2 separate regions of the Homo sapiens genome follow, and region 1 is linked to region 2. A link is a contact called in ENCODE Hi-C data. All regions are on one chromosome and are shown on one strand. Each heading gives the region's core, a stretch centred on a gene start or an enhancer-like site at or near the end of the contact. The rest is flanking DNA. Distances are from core to core; before and after follow the strand shown. Region 1 holds the start of C19orf85 (chromosome 19 open reading frame 85). Region 2 overlaps PPFIA3 (PPFI scaffold protein A3).

The links. Hi-C counts contacts between places; a loop is a spot of excess contacts on that map. Pooled maps may share reads with other maps.
Region 1: a loop to region 2 is called in a pooled map of psoas muscle, with 7 times the contacts of the local background. The contact joins the promoter of C19orf85 here to the enhancer-like site in region 2. A Hi-C loop is called at or near these places in 2 of 50 pooled maps.

What each region holds. Positions count from the first base shown.
Region 1 is chr19:55,462,970-55,469,334 of GRCh38, forward strand. C19orf85 (chromosome 19 open reading frame 85) reads right to left here and starts at 1,782. Exons shown (of 2, transcript NM_001386794.1): 1 at 1,413-1,782; 2 at 32-998. The coding sequence starts at 1,585. The coding sequence ends at 503. RefSeq lists enhancers at 58-780, 1,503-2,225 and silencers at 4,884-5,113, 5,124-5,253.
Region 2 is chr19:49,144,534-49,151,777 of GRCh38, forward strand. It overlaps PPFIA3 (PPFI scaffold protein A3), which reads left to right. Exons shown (of 30, transcript NM_003660.4): 22 at 1,410-1,472; 23 at 1,633-1,659; 24 at 3,550-3,725; 25 at 4,133-4,230; 26 at 4,460-4,635; 27 at 4,724-4,792; 28 at 5,014-5,185; 29 at 5,547-5,618; 30 at 5,703-6,493. The coding sequence ends at 5,605. It overlaps HRC (histidine rich calcium binding protein), which reads right to left. Exons shown (of 6, transcript NM_002152.3): 5 at 6,984-7,020; 6 at 6,665-6,799. The coding sequence ends at 6,763. Among named protein-coding and RNA genes, the nearest start is that of HRC, 7.2 kb to the right of the region's middle. RefSeq lists enhancers at 4,990-5,209, 6,799-7,244. Within about 2 kb of position 5,963, at least 34 of the 41 ENCODE cell types and tissues checked have a DNase peak (open chromatin) inside an H3K27ac peak, as active enhancers do.

The DNA.
Region 1 (6,365 bases), core at 532-3,031, 6.3 Mb after region 2:
GAATTGGAAATGAATCTTGCTTTTTGAAAAATGCATGGATATACTCTTTTATTGTCTGTTCCCCGCCAAAACACACACATGCACACAGAACAGGGAGCTCCCTGAGGCAGGGGTCCCGTCTGCCTCGTTCACAGCTGAATCCTCAAGTCCTAGACCTGGGCCTGGCCCATAGTAGGCGCTCGATACATCTTTGGGAATAAATGACAGGAGAGCAGACATTAGGCAGAGGTGAGCCTGGGTGAGAGTGAGGGGTGGATGCCCAGATGGGGCTAGGCAGAAGGAAGGGGGAAGGCAGGAAAGCAAGAAGAGGTGGAGGTGGGGCCCCTGGGCCCAGGAGGAGACCCCTGAGGCAGTGGTCTGAAGTGGGGGTCTGGGTTGGTTTATTTTCCCAGGGGCTGCCAGGAAGGGAGTGGACAGGTTGGGGGCTCCTGGAGAGGGCTGTAGAGCCGTCGTGGAGGGGCCTCTGGCTTGTCCTGGGTTCTGGGCTGGGTTGTGATTGGCCTCATGGGGAGCTGGTCCCCCAACCCTCGGGGATCCCCTGAGAATCCCAGGCACGAGGCACCTCCCAGCAGTCCACCCAACCCCAGTCGGGAGCCACGAGATCAGCCTCTTCCCCCAGGGCATGCTGGGGAAGGGGCAGGGGGCCGCAGAAATGTGGGACCTGCCTCAGGTCCAGCTGGCCCAGGTCGCGATGGGACAGACCCGGCGCTGGCAGGGGAGCATCAGAACCAGAGGAGGGGTCCCATGGCATTGAGGCACACTCTGGGGTGAGCGCAATGTTGTCAAAGAGGTCGAGGGTAGAGGTGTCCAGGGCAGCGAGACTCAGGCTGGCGCTGGCATGGGGAGCCTCAGTGGGGGCCACAGCACAGGCCACTCCCAGGAAGGGGGATGGAGGCGGTGGGGGTGGCTTTTGGAGCGAGGGTCTCTGGGGAGGTGCCTCCTGGGACAGGATGGAGAGGGCCAGGCGCTGGGTGGCAGCCTCAATCTTGGTGAACTGCCTGTAAAGACAGATGTGAGCAGGCTGGTCTCTAACGCCTGAACTCAAGCGATCCTCCTGCCTCGGCCTTTCAAGGTGCTGGGATTGCAGGCTTGAGCCACCACCCCCGGCCAGCATATTTGCAAGGGTCACCTATGTGGTCGCATCACACCGTGCTAGTTATTTATTTTGGTGATTCCTGACCGTCCGCCACCCCCATGAAAACACAACCTCCACGACAGCAAGGAACTTTATCTGCTTTGCTAACTGGCCTGGCACACAGTAGGCACTCAATAAATGCACGTTGACTGTTGCTGGCATCCAGCCCTGGGGGCTGCTCCTCTCTGTCTGTACCTGGTCTCCCCCAGCCAAGGGTGCTGGTTGCTCCTTCCCCTCTTCCCCGTCCCGTGCCCACCTTCCCCACCAGCCCCCTCACCTGCAGATCTGGTTGTGCAGAAACCTTCTGTGGTTGGGCCGCCTCTTGGGGGGCCGGGTGCGCCGGGGCTGCAGGGCCCGCAGCATGTGGGCGGCCGCCCCGCTCACAAAGGCACACAGCTCCCGGGGGCCGGGCTCGGAGACCCCAGGGCCTTCGGGGACCCCGGGGTGCATGGCCAGGGTGGTCTGGAGTAACTCCCCACAATATTGCTGACCAAAGCACCCCCCAAATCTGTGAGCAGGGAGGGGCAGGGGACTCTGGAGGCCCAGGCACCCCGGGCTGGGGAGGAGGCAGGGCTGGGAATTGGGCCAAGGCCTCCCCACTGTGCCCTAACCCTGTCCCCACCTCCCAGGAGCCCGACCTGAAGTCTGAGGGAGCGGCAGGTGGGGGCTAATATAGGAAGGCAGGGAACAGGGAGGGGAGGGGGCTTTCTGGGGCCCTCTAAGTGCCCAATTAGCGCATAGTTGGACCTGGGATATGGACCTGGCGTGCGTCGGCGGGGGGCAGAGAATGGTGCCTGGAGATGGCCAATTAAGGGAACAAAGGCCTCGTTCGGGAGGCGAGGCCGCCAGTAAGTCAAATGCAGCGATTGAGCGTGGAGGACCCTTAATTGGAGCCGTGGGGAGGGGGCTGGGAGGGAGGGGAGCTGGGCTGCATCTGCCCACCCACCCTCAGACACACCTGTGCCTCCCTCCCTCTGCTCAGCCCAGCACCTTAGGAGGGGAAACCGAGGCTCCCAAAGGGGCTGGTGCGGGCCGAGGTCTCCAGCCAGCAGGAGGGGTTGGCTCCTGGAGGGTCACCCCCGAAATCCTGGGGCTCATAGAATCCTGAGCAGCAGAGTGAGGGAGGAGAGGGGGAAGGGTGTGGCAGGACGGGAGGGGACGGGAGAACAGGGCGCAGTCTCCCCCAGGGTGTTTTATTGAGGCACTGGGACCCCTGGTGTCTGTGGGAGGCAGAGGTTGGGCCGGGTCCCCTTGTTTCTGGAAGGGTGTTGGCCGGAGCGGGGACCCTGGGTCTCAGGTTGGGTAGGGGAGCACCGGGTGTGACAGCCTCAGTCTCTGCTTGGACCCCCACCCTCGGGGGTCTGCTCTGGGAAGCCAGGATGTTTCCCGAAATTGATGTAACAAATGACCACGGCTCAGTACCTAGAACCGCACGCGCTGATTCTCCTGCCTGAAGCAGGGATTTAAACCTGACATCATGAGTTTGCTTCCCAGGCCCGCTCACTGGCCAGCAGCACTATGGGCAAGGTCAGCAGTTGAGGTCCTACCAGGCCTAGGGTGGGGGCCAGCAGGCAGGTGGGGGCATATTGGGAGCTGGGGCTGAGTGCAGCCAGTGATGTTGCCAGAGGTCCAGTTTCCTGTCAGCAGGACATGGTGAGACCAGCTGCAGTAGGACAGACAGACACCCAGTGCCCTCACCAGCCATGGCACGTACACGTTGACTGCTACCCCTGCCATGCTCAACACTACCACTGTGCTGAACCACTGCACAGGTGGGGCTGCTGGGCCTGGTGTGGCTGGTGTCTGTGTTGGGGACACCATTGGCCTCCCATGTTTCTCTCGGGTGTCTCCAAGGGTCTCCAGCCTCCTAGACAGCCTCTTGTACTCTGCCCCTTGGTCCCTCTGCCTGCCAGCTGTCTGTGACTCACACTAGCCCCATTGCTATCTCTCCATCTCGCCCACCCTTGCTCGTTCCTCTTCTGCTCCTCCTGGCTTTCTGTCCATCCCTGGGTTATCCACAATTCTCTCAACTATCATCTATCTATCACCTGCCTATCTATGGATCTATCATCTATGTATGTGTGTATGTATGTATATATCTATTTTTAGAGACAGAGTCTGGCTCTGCCACCCAGGATGCACTGCAGTGGTGTGATCCTGGCTCACTGCAGCCTTGACCTCTTGGGCTCAAGGGGTCTTTCCACCTCAGCCTCCTGAGAAGCTAGGATTACAGGCACCTGCCACCATGCTTGGCTAATTTTTTTCTTTTGTAGAGATGGGGTCTCACTATGTTGCCCAGGCTGGTCTCAAACTTCTGGGTTCAAGTGATTCTCCTGCCTTGACCTCCCAAAGTGCTGCGGTCACAGGCGAGAGCCACCGTGCCCAGCCTCTCTCCTCTGTATTGTCTCTCTGACTTCATCTCTCCCATTTGTGTTCCGGTTCCTCTCCCTGTCTCTGTCTCTTTCACTGTCTCTGGAGTTTCTCTCAGTGTTTATGTTTTAGACTCTGAATGCTCTTCACTGCCTGTCTCTCAGCTTTTCTGTTTCTGTCTCTCTGTCTTCCCCAGGGCATGGTGTGTGTGTGTGTGTGTGTGTGTGTTTGTGCACGTGTGTGATTGTTACTGGATGGTACTGTGCAGTTCCAGTCTCCTGGTGTCCAAAACAAAGAATTGGATGAGACGCGCACAGACAGCAAAGGAAAGGAGCAAACGTTTATGAAGCACAGTATTCCACTCTCAGAGGGGAGAGCGGACTGAGCTCTCCGAGATGAGATCAGCCCCAGTTTGTTACATTTCATGGCCTTTTTTTTTTAAAGGACTCTTTTTAAATTTTTTTTTTATTTTTTATTTTTGAGATGGAGTCTTGCTCTGTCGCCCAGGCTGGAGTGCAGTGGTGCGATCTCAGCTCACTGCAACCTCCGCCTCCCGGGTTCAAGTGATTCTCCTGCTTCTACCTCTAGAGTAGCTGGGATCACAGGCGTGTACCACCATGCCCGGCGAACTTTTGTGTGTTTTTAGTAGAGGTGGGGTTTCACCATGTTGGCCAGGCTGGTCTCGAACTCCTGACCTCAAATGATCCGCCCGCCTCGGCCTCCCAAAGTGCCGGGATTACAGGCGTGAGCCACCGCGCCCGGCCGTACATTTCATGGCCTTTTATATGTTTTTCATCACTTCCTTAACCTCACTTTATCTCTTGTAAGTTAGTTGCTCATCCTTGCCTAATCTTTCTTTATCTCTTTTGACCAAATTGCTCATCTTTAGCTTTATTTTTCGTGGCCAAACTGCTACTGCAAGTCCTTCTGGCTTATTTTCCTTATCCTGCATGTTCCAACTCACTGCTTCCTCCCTTATTTCGCATGTCCTGCTTCTGCCATTTGACACGTTTTGCTTCTGCTTAAGCTAACCTATGTCCAACGGTCCCCTTCGCCCCCCGAATTTCTCTGCTATTCTCCTGCCTCAAGATGTCCGTGAGTCTGGTTCACGCCTGTGGTATTGGGGGTGGCCTGAAGGTGAAGGTTTCCTGTCCTGTTCTGCTCCAGGTCTCAGGTACAGAGGGAAGGGTCCAGGGTCCCTTGGCAAGAGGCCGAAGGGAGAAGACCCCTGGGTCTCTGGAGGATGGGAAGGGAAGGATTGGCTCTGAGGGCCGGGAAGGGGCCCGCCGCCACGTGGCTGGGGTATGACCTTTGCTACCTTGATACACACTTTATCGTGTGTATTCACATCTGGTAGCTCTTATTTCAAAATTTGCATTCCACAGTCCAGGGGCCAAGAGCAACATCCGCCGGCCAGCTCTGTCCCACTCAGGCCGGCCAGCAATGCACAGGGCGGCCGCCTGCAGGCTGCGGCCTCGGGACTGTCCACCAGGGGGCGCCCACCCGGCCGGTGCTGGGCGGCCCGGCTCAAGGGGTGCGGCCCGAGAACTTGGGGCCCTCTCCTGTCTCCTGTCATTGAGAACAATCAACCACAGCAGGGAGCTGGCTTCATGGGGTCTTTGTTGAGGACCTGCACTTCCAGGTGCTGGAAGGTCTTCCCCAGCCTCCTCTCCCCTATCCCAGCCCTTGAAATTCTGTGTGTGTTGGGGGTGGATTTAGTCATTCAACAAACATTTATTGAGCACCTTGCTTTACTGAGCAGTGGAGGAGGTGAAGTCAGAGAAGCCGAGGGGGCGCGGGGAGCAGACCTGCCGGGCTTTGTGAGCCAGGCAAGGGTTGGGCTATGAGGGTAAGCATGATGGAGAACCATAGAGGGTTTGGGGCAGGGTCTAACCCAACCTTCTTTGCAGGCCTTGCTACAGCTGGAATGTGGAGACCCCACCCTCCAATCCCCCTACAATCTGGATGGGGGTGTCAGGGCCAGGCCAGGAAGCCAGGGACAACCCAGGGTGTGTCCTTCCCTGTCCCCACCTGCTCATCTGCTATCTGCTCCCTCTCATCCAGTCATTGTGGGACCTTGTTTCCCTTAATTTTTTTTTTTTTTTCTGAGATGGAGTCTCGCTCTGTCGCCCAGGCTGGAGTGCAGTGGCGCGATCTCGGCTCACTGCAAGCTCCGCCTCCCAGGTTCACGCCATTCTCCTGCCTCAGCCTCCCAAGTAGCTGGGACTACAGGTGCCCGCCACCACGCCCGGCTAATTTTTTGTATTTTTAGTAGAGATGGGGTTTCACCGTGTTAGCCAGGATGGTCTCAATCTCCTGACCTCTTGATCCACCCGCCTCGGCCTCTCAATGTGCTGGGATTACAGGTATGAGCCACTGCATGCCTAGTCTTTTTTTTTTTTTTTTTGAGACAGAATCTCTCTCTGTCACCCAGGCTGGAGTGCAGTGGTGCAATCCTGGCTCACTGCAACTTCTGCCTCCTGGGTTCAAGAGAGTCTCCTGCCTCAGCCTCCCAAGTAGCTGGAATTACGGGCGTGCACCACCACGCCCAGCTAACTTTTGAATTTTTAGTAGAGACAGGGTTTCACCATGTTGGCCAGGCTGGTCTCGAACTCCTGACCTCAGGTGATCCGCCTGCCTTGGCCTCCCAAAGTGCTGGGATTATAGGCGTGAGCCGCCGCCCCTGGACCCCTTAAAATTTATTATAAAAATGTACAGATGGCAGAGTCACAATGCATCACCCTGGTGTTCCCAACCCAGACGCAGAGGGGCCAACCCTGTCGTATTTGGTTCACAACTCTTCTTCTGAGAGAAGGCAGGCCTTGGCTGCCTGTGTCCCCCCAGATTCAGATGTTGAAGT
Region 2 (7,244 bases), core at 4,713-7,212:
CAAAACCCCATCTCTACTAAAAATACAAAAATTAGTCGGGTGTGGTGGCGTATACCTGTAGTCCTAGCTACTCAGGAGGCTGAGGTGGGAGGATCCTTTGAGCCCAGGAGGTCGAGGCTGCAGTGAGCTGTGATTGTCCCACTGTACTGCAGCCTGGGTGACAGAGAAAGAGTGCATCCAAAAAAAAAAAAGTTTAGAATTTTGGAGCATTTTGGATTTTGGATTTTCAGGTTGGGGATGCTCAGAGACCTGTACTTGAATGTAATTGGAGAAAGTCATAACATCTTAGCCCCCAAAATTACTTTAGTGGGTCTTTTTCTTCCTTGTAAACACCACATCCTTTATCACACCTAAGGGCATTCACATTGTTGTTAATTTCTTTTTCTTTTCTTTTCTTTCTTTTTTTTTTTTTTTTGAGATGGAGTTTCACTCTGTCGCCCAGGCTGGAGTGCAGTGGTGCGATCTTGGCTCACTGCAACCTCCGTCTCCCTGGTTCAAGTGATTCTCCTGCCTCAGCCTCCTGAGTAGCTGGGATTAAAGGCACACGCCACCATGCCCAGCTAATTTTTGTATTTTTAGTAGAGATAGGGTTTCACCAACGTTGGCCAGGCTGGTCTTGAACTCCTGACCTCAGGTGATCCACCCGCCTCTGCCTCCCGAAGTGCTAGACCACTCTCAGCCTAATTTTTGTATTTTTAGTAGAGATGGGGTTTCTCCAGGTTGGCCAGGCTAGTCTTCAATCTCCAAAAGTGATGTGCCCGCCTCAGCCTCCCAAAGTGCTGGCACTACAGGTGTGAGCCACCACGCCTGGCCACAGTTGTTAATTTCATTTACTATTCACTCTGTATTCAAATTTCCCCAACATACTTAAAATATGTTCATTGTTTCTCCCCCACTAGGACGAAAAGTGTCTGTCGTGTCCCTTGCCATATCCCACACCCTATGACGGTGACTGGTGCCTGACACTCACCAGAAGTACATAAATGTTTTTATCCTTGTATGGATTCCTAACTCGTGAGGTTGTTGGGAGCAGAAGCTCAATAAATGTGAACCCCCCCCGCCATACTCCCTAAACATTTGCACCATGGCTGTGTCTGTCCCCCACTTCTGAATCCTCATTCTGTACCTCTGTGTGAGGTCAGCGAGGTGACGTCATTTGCACAGGGCCACACAGCAAAATGCATGGCAGGGTCCCAATTCCAACCTGAATTTGTTCAACTCCAAAGTCACATTGCCTGGTACATGGCAGGTGCCCTATAATAAGAATCATTCCTTTTCTCTGTTACTGCTTGCCCCAGAAAGCAGGAGGGACATAAACGTGTGGCCCAGGGCCTTCAGGAGGACACCCTCCTTCCTCTCCCCCACGCGAAGCCCTCTCCCACCATCCATTAACACTCCCTGCCCCTCAGTCCACAGGAAACGTGTGGATGACACACGAGGAGATGGAGTCCCTTACGGCCACGACCAAGCCCGTGAGTGCCCCCTGCCGGCCGCCTTGGGGGTGGCACTAACCTTCTTTGGGGGTGGGGGCGGGGACCGAGTCTGTGGCCATCCCTAAGTCCGCTCCTTGCGTCCTCCTCTGCCTGCCCCTTAACTCACCCCTTCTCTCCCCTCTTCCTACTAACGGGTCAGGAGACCAAGGAGATCAGCTGGGAGCAGGTAGGGGGCGCGGGGCGGGGCGTGAGCGCATGAACAGGCTGTGCACGACGCATGGATGCCCCTCCTCCGAGCCCTGCCCCTGCCTTCACCAGAACATGCCATCATCCCCATGGGGGGGCGCTGCGCCAAGCTTGGCTCTGGACTGTTCCATTATGGCTTGGCGGTGGGGAGGGTAGAGGGGATGCGATGTGGAAGCCCAGACTGTTGCATAGTCAGCCTTATGCATGGACCATTTCATCATCGTGGGTTGTGGGGGCTCTAAGGGGCTTCAATTCTGTAGCTCAGGAGAGACTGAGCAGCCGGTGTCCCTATAGTGGAGGGGGCGGGGGCTACAGTGGACTGCTCAGTGTACCAGGGCCAAGGAGGACACACTGGCTGTGGTGGTGGTGAGGCAGCCAGGCTGAATGAGAAGTTGGGGAGGAGGAGCTACACTTTGTTCTCAAGAAACAAGAGGCGGCCGGGCGCAGTGGCTCACGCCTGTAATTCCAGCACTTTAGGAGGCTGAGGTGGGCAGATCACCTGAGGTCAGGAGTTTGAGACCAGTCTGGCCAACATGGTGAAACCCTGTGTCTACTAAAAATACAAAAATTAGCCGGGTGCAGTGGCTAGCGTATGTAATCCCAGCTACTTGGGAGGCTGAGGCAGGAGAATCGCTTGAACCCAGGAGGTAGAGGTTGCACTGAGCCGAGATTGCACCATTGTACTCCAGCCTGGGTGATAGAGCCAGATTCCATCTCATAAAAACCAAACAAATAAACTAACAAAAAAACCCAAGAGGCATGAACTCACTGTCCACGGAGGAATTATGTTTGACTGTGGTCATAGATCACATATTTCCAGCCAGGGGGAGGCGTGGATTTTGTGCTGATGCTGAAAGGAGTGAGGGACTTGGGACTCATCTGGAATATTGTCCTGGGCCAGATATAACATTAGACAAGTATTTTCAGGACATTGCAAGAGTGATGGCCCTTTCTTAGTGGGAGAGCTGCCTTGAAAGAGTCCATTGTCCTGACTTGGGGGTTTAGTGACGTTGGACTGCAGTGAGACAGAGTTAAAGCAGTGCTTCCCCAAATTTAATGTGTAGTGGGGTGGCACACACCTGTAGTCTCAGCTACTTGGAAGACTGAGGCAGGAGGACCGCTTGAGCCCACGAAGCTGAGGTCAACCTGGGCAACATAGTAAGACCCTGTCTCTAAAAAATAAACAAATACAGCCAGGCGCGGTGGCTCATGCCTGTAATCCCAGCACGTTGGGAGGCTGAGGTGGGCGGATCCCTTGAGGTCAGGAGTTTGAGACCAGCCTGGCCAACATGGTGAAACGCCGTCTCTACTAAAAAATACAAAAATTAGCCGGGCGTGGTGGCTCGTACCTGTAATCCCAGCTACTCGAAGGCTGAGGCAAGAGAATTGCTTGAACCTGGGATGGGGAGGTTGCAGTGAGACGAGATCGTGCCACCGCGCTCCAGCCTGGGTGACATAGCAGACTCTTTCAGAAAGAGAGAGAGAGAGAGAGAGAGAGAAAGAGAGAAAGAAAGAAATTTAAAAATAAATATAATGTATATTTCGAATCACCTGAGGGTCTTGTGAAAATGCCGATACCGACTTCAGTAGGTCTGGAGTAAGGTCTGAGATTCTGCAATTCCAGCAAGTCCACAGGTGATGGTGACGCTCTAGGTCTCAGGACAACTGTTTGAGTAGCCAAGAGTATATGCTGTCATGAAGGGCTAGGAGACAACTCTGGATTGGTCCATTATCCTGAGCAGAGATTGGTCATTGTCCTACCATGGGGTGGGAAAAAACCTTGGATTGGGAGGTTGGACTGTACCCCTCTCATGCACAGTGGGAAGGGGCCAGAGGGCCTGACTCTTCCCTCACCTGCCCATGGCCCCAGATCCTGGCATATGGCGACATGAACCACGAGTGGGTGGGGAACGACTGGCTGCCCAGCCTGGGGCTGCCCCAATACCGCAGCTACTTCATGGAGTCGCTGGTGGACGCTCGAATGTTAGATCACCTTAACAAGAAGGAGCTCCGGGGCCAACTCAAGATGGTGGACAGCTTTCACAGGTGGGGGCTGCCTGGCCAGTGGGGACAGTCCAAAGGGAAGCCCCACCCCAGAGAGTCTTTGGCCAATAGGATTGGCCATGGGAGATTCCCAGGCTTATCTTGGCCCTTTTAGCCTGAGTTCTCAGGAAATCCTGACTCTGTGCTCCTTTCACCAATGAGATGGTCCACAGGAAAAGTTCAGATCCTGAAATGGCTTGGCTAGTTAACCCTGGACCCCTTCCAGGCTGGCCAGTAGGAAGTGCCTATTATTGAAAATGCCTCACCTCCTGAGGGGGTCAACAGTCAATAGAACTTATCAGCTCCCCACCCTTTCCAAGAAGAGCGCAGCCAGTGGGGAGGGACCCGTAGGAGCAGCAGTCTAGGGGACTGGAAAGCTCATCCGTGACTCCACTTCCCCTGCTGCTCAGGGTGAGTCTACATTATGGGATTATGTGCCTGAAACGGCTCAACTATGACCGGAAGGACCTGGAGCGGAGGCGGGAAGAAAGTCAGACCCAGATCCGAGGTGAGTAGAGCCTAAGGGTCCCTTTGGGAGCCAGGTGGAGGGCGTGGAGCTGGATGGGGAGGAGAGGGGGTAGGGGGAGACCGGAGAAGCAAATTGGCACCATAACCGTGGGGGTGGAGCCAGCGTGGGGGGCGTGGCCCGAAGAGACCAAATGGAGGTGGAGGTATGGGCTAAACTGAACTCTCCAGGCCACGGGAGGGGCACGGCTGAGGGTCCCTTCCGTCCCCAGACGTGATGGTGTGGTCCAATGAGCGGGTCATGGGTTGGGTGTCCGGGCTGGGCCTGAAGGAATTTGCCACGAACCTCACGGAGAGCGGGGTACACGGGGCACTGCTCGCCCTGGACGAGACCTTCGACTACTCCGACCTGGCCTTGCTCCTGCAGATCCCCACGCAGAATGCACAGGTGAGCTGCCGCTGGGCCCGGAGCATGCTGGGCGTCCCCACCTCGCAGACTGCACGCTCCAACCGCCCCCTCCACCTCCTCTTTCCAGGCCCGGCAGCTTCTGGAGAAGGAATTCAGCAACCTTATCTCCTTAGGCACAGACAGGCGGCTGGACGAGGTGGGCGCGGCAACAGCTCAGAGGGCTCTGCTCCCAGCGGCTCCTCGAGAGGCTGAGCTGAGGGGGCGGGGCCTGACTATTAATGGTCACGGTTGGAGGCGGGGCCAGGAGAGGGGCGGGGTTAAAGGAGAGGTGAGACCCGGAGAGGGGTGGAGTCAAAGGAAGGGGCGGAGTCAGACAAGGCAGGAGTCCCTCACCGGCTGTCCGGCTCCTATACCTAGGACAGCGCCAAGTCTTTCAGCCGCTCCCCATCCTGGCGGAAGATGTTCCGGGAGAAGGACCTCCGAGGCGTAACTCCCGACTCAGCTGAGATGTTGCCCCCCAACTTTCGTTCGGCTGCAGCGGGAGCCCTGGGCTCTCCGGGGCTCCCTCTCCGCAAGCTGCAGCCAGAAGGTGGGGGGCTCCCAAATGCGACAGCCCTTCCTCGCTTCCCTAGGGTGGGGCATGGACCACCTCAGTAGTCCGGGTTCTGGAATGGCCTAGTCCTTTCTCGCCCACCCCTGAGGAATGGACTGCTCCAACGTTCCGGACTCCCCCGTCAGGATGAAATGGATAAATCCCACTCCCCCTTCCCAGGGCGGGAGTGAACTCGCCCAATGCGAGTTTGAGTCCTTGGCTGCGGGGAAGGGAGGGAAACCCATGTGGAGCCCGGCGATCGTTGTGACATCGGGAAGGGAAGTCCAAAGGGAGGAATCCTGGAGAGGAACAGGGAGGAGGGTGCTCCAGGCTGAACCGCTGCTCGCTCTCCCTCCAGGCCAGACTTCTGGGAGTTCCCGGGCAGACGGCGTTTCGGTCCGGACCTATTCCTGCTAGTGCAGGCCTCCAGGTGAGGACCGTGCTGGGCGACCTTGGGGGTGCGGGGCGGCACGGTGGATCTTCACTGCTCCACGCGCTGCCCGGCGTCATGCAGGTGACCTCACTCGGACGGAAGAATCTTCCCGAGGCTGGGCTGTTCCCTCTCCTGCCCGGACTGTGGCCTCGCCGGGGAGAGCGGGCGGGGGAGCTCGCGCCGAGGACTGGACCATCTGTACAGACCAGCGGGAGTGCGCGCGCCCGCCTCGCACAGGGCCGGGGCCTGGACCAAACCACATGAACTGGACTGAGAGGGGGAAGAAGCGGGGAGGAAGAAATCCCGCCCCAAACGTCCGCTTTCCTTTTCTCTACTTTGTAATTTATTGATCAGTTTCTGTTGGGAGACGGGTGTCCTTTACCCGCGGGAAGGGGGCGGGGCTTCCCTCCCGGGCCGCATGCGGGGAGAGGCTGCTCCCTCCCCTTTTTCCTGCCCAGTCGCGGGGCCCAAGTCTTCCTTCTTCGTCCGAAAGGAGGGGAGGGGGGACTCGCTGCTACAAGCCTCGCCCCCTGTGCCACTCAGCTCCGCCCCGCCGCGTCCGGTCGCCGGTCCCCCGGGTCATCTGCGGGCGGGTTCCCCTCTCCCTCCCCCGTGTCTCGTGTCCCCGGGGCCTCACCGCCCCCCGTGCTGTGGCCGTGTCCGTGCCCCGGGGGTAGGGGGCGCAGAATGGCGCTTCCCCTTCTCCTCTGGCTCCGGGGTTTGCATGGGAGAATCCTCTTTCCACGATGCCGCTGGGCGACGTGGCGTGGGGGCAGGGGGACGGTGGGGGAGCCCTCGCCCCCGACTCTCGGTCGGCCTCCCCGCCCCAGGCGTCACTCAGTGATCACGGGTAAAGAGAACTGTTTCAAAAAGCTTCCTTGTTGACTGATTTTTTTTTTGCGGGGGGGGGGGGGGCTGTTCAACCAACCACCTCGAGCCAGGAGTCCAGGCCCCTCATCCCTCAAGTCTAGGTCCAGGTCTCTAGACCCTACCCGCATTCCCCGATGCCCTGAGATTCCCAGACCCCACGTCTGACAATGAGGTTTCGGGGAGCACGTTTATTCGGAGAAATAAATATAGCTCGTGGAAAGGGGTTGGAAGGCAGGGGGAGGTACACCTGCGTCGCAGTCGAGCGACTGGGTCAGGGTTCCGGCGTTTCCAGCATGTCTGCCAGGGCCCTGGAGACGAGAACGCCAGAAGTTAGACAGCTGGTGTTCAAAGCCCACCCCAGGACGCTTAGAGATCATTAACCTGCCCATTTCATGGACGGGGAAATGGAGTCCCAGAGTCATCTGATAACTCATAGCGAGACAAGCACTTCTCTAAACGGGGCTTTTACACGCTCCCCTTTTACACACTTACTGATAAAGGGACGAGGAGAAATAGTCAACGTAGCTTCCTGTGGGACAGCAGAGAAAAGAGGCTTGAGGGGTACTGCACGAGCAAAATTAGGCAGCCACTCAGTATAGCGTGCGAGATTAGTGCTAGCTCCACCTCCTTTTCCCTAATTCCTTCTTCCAACTGAATCCCTTCTACCGGACCCCTTTTTCGTTCTGGGTGATTCCGTTCTCCAGTAGCCCCGCCCCTTCGATTCCTACTTGAGTTGGCCTCGCCCATTAGGCT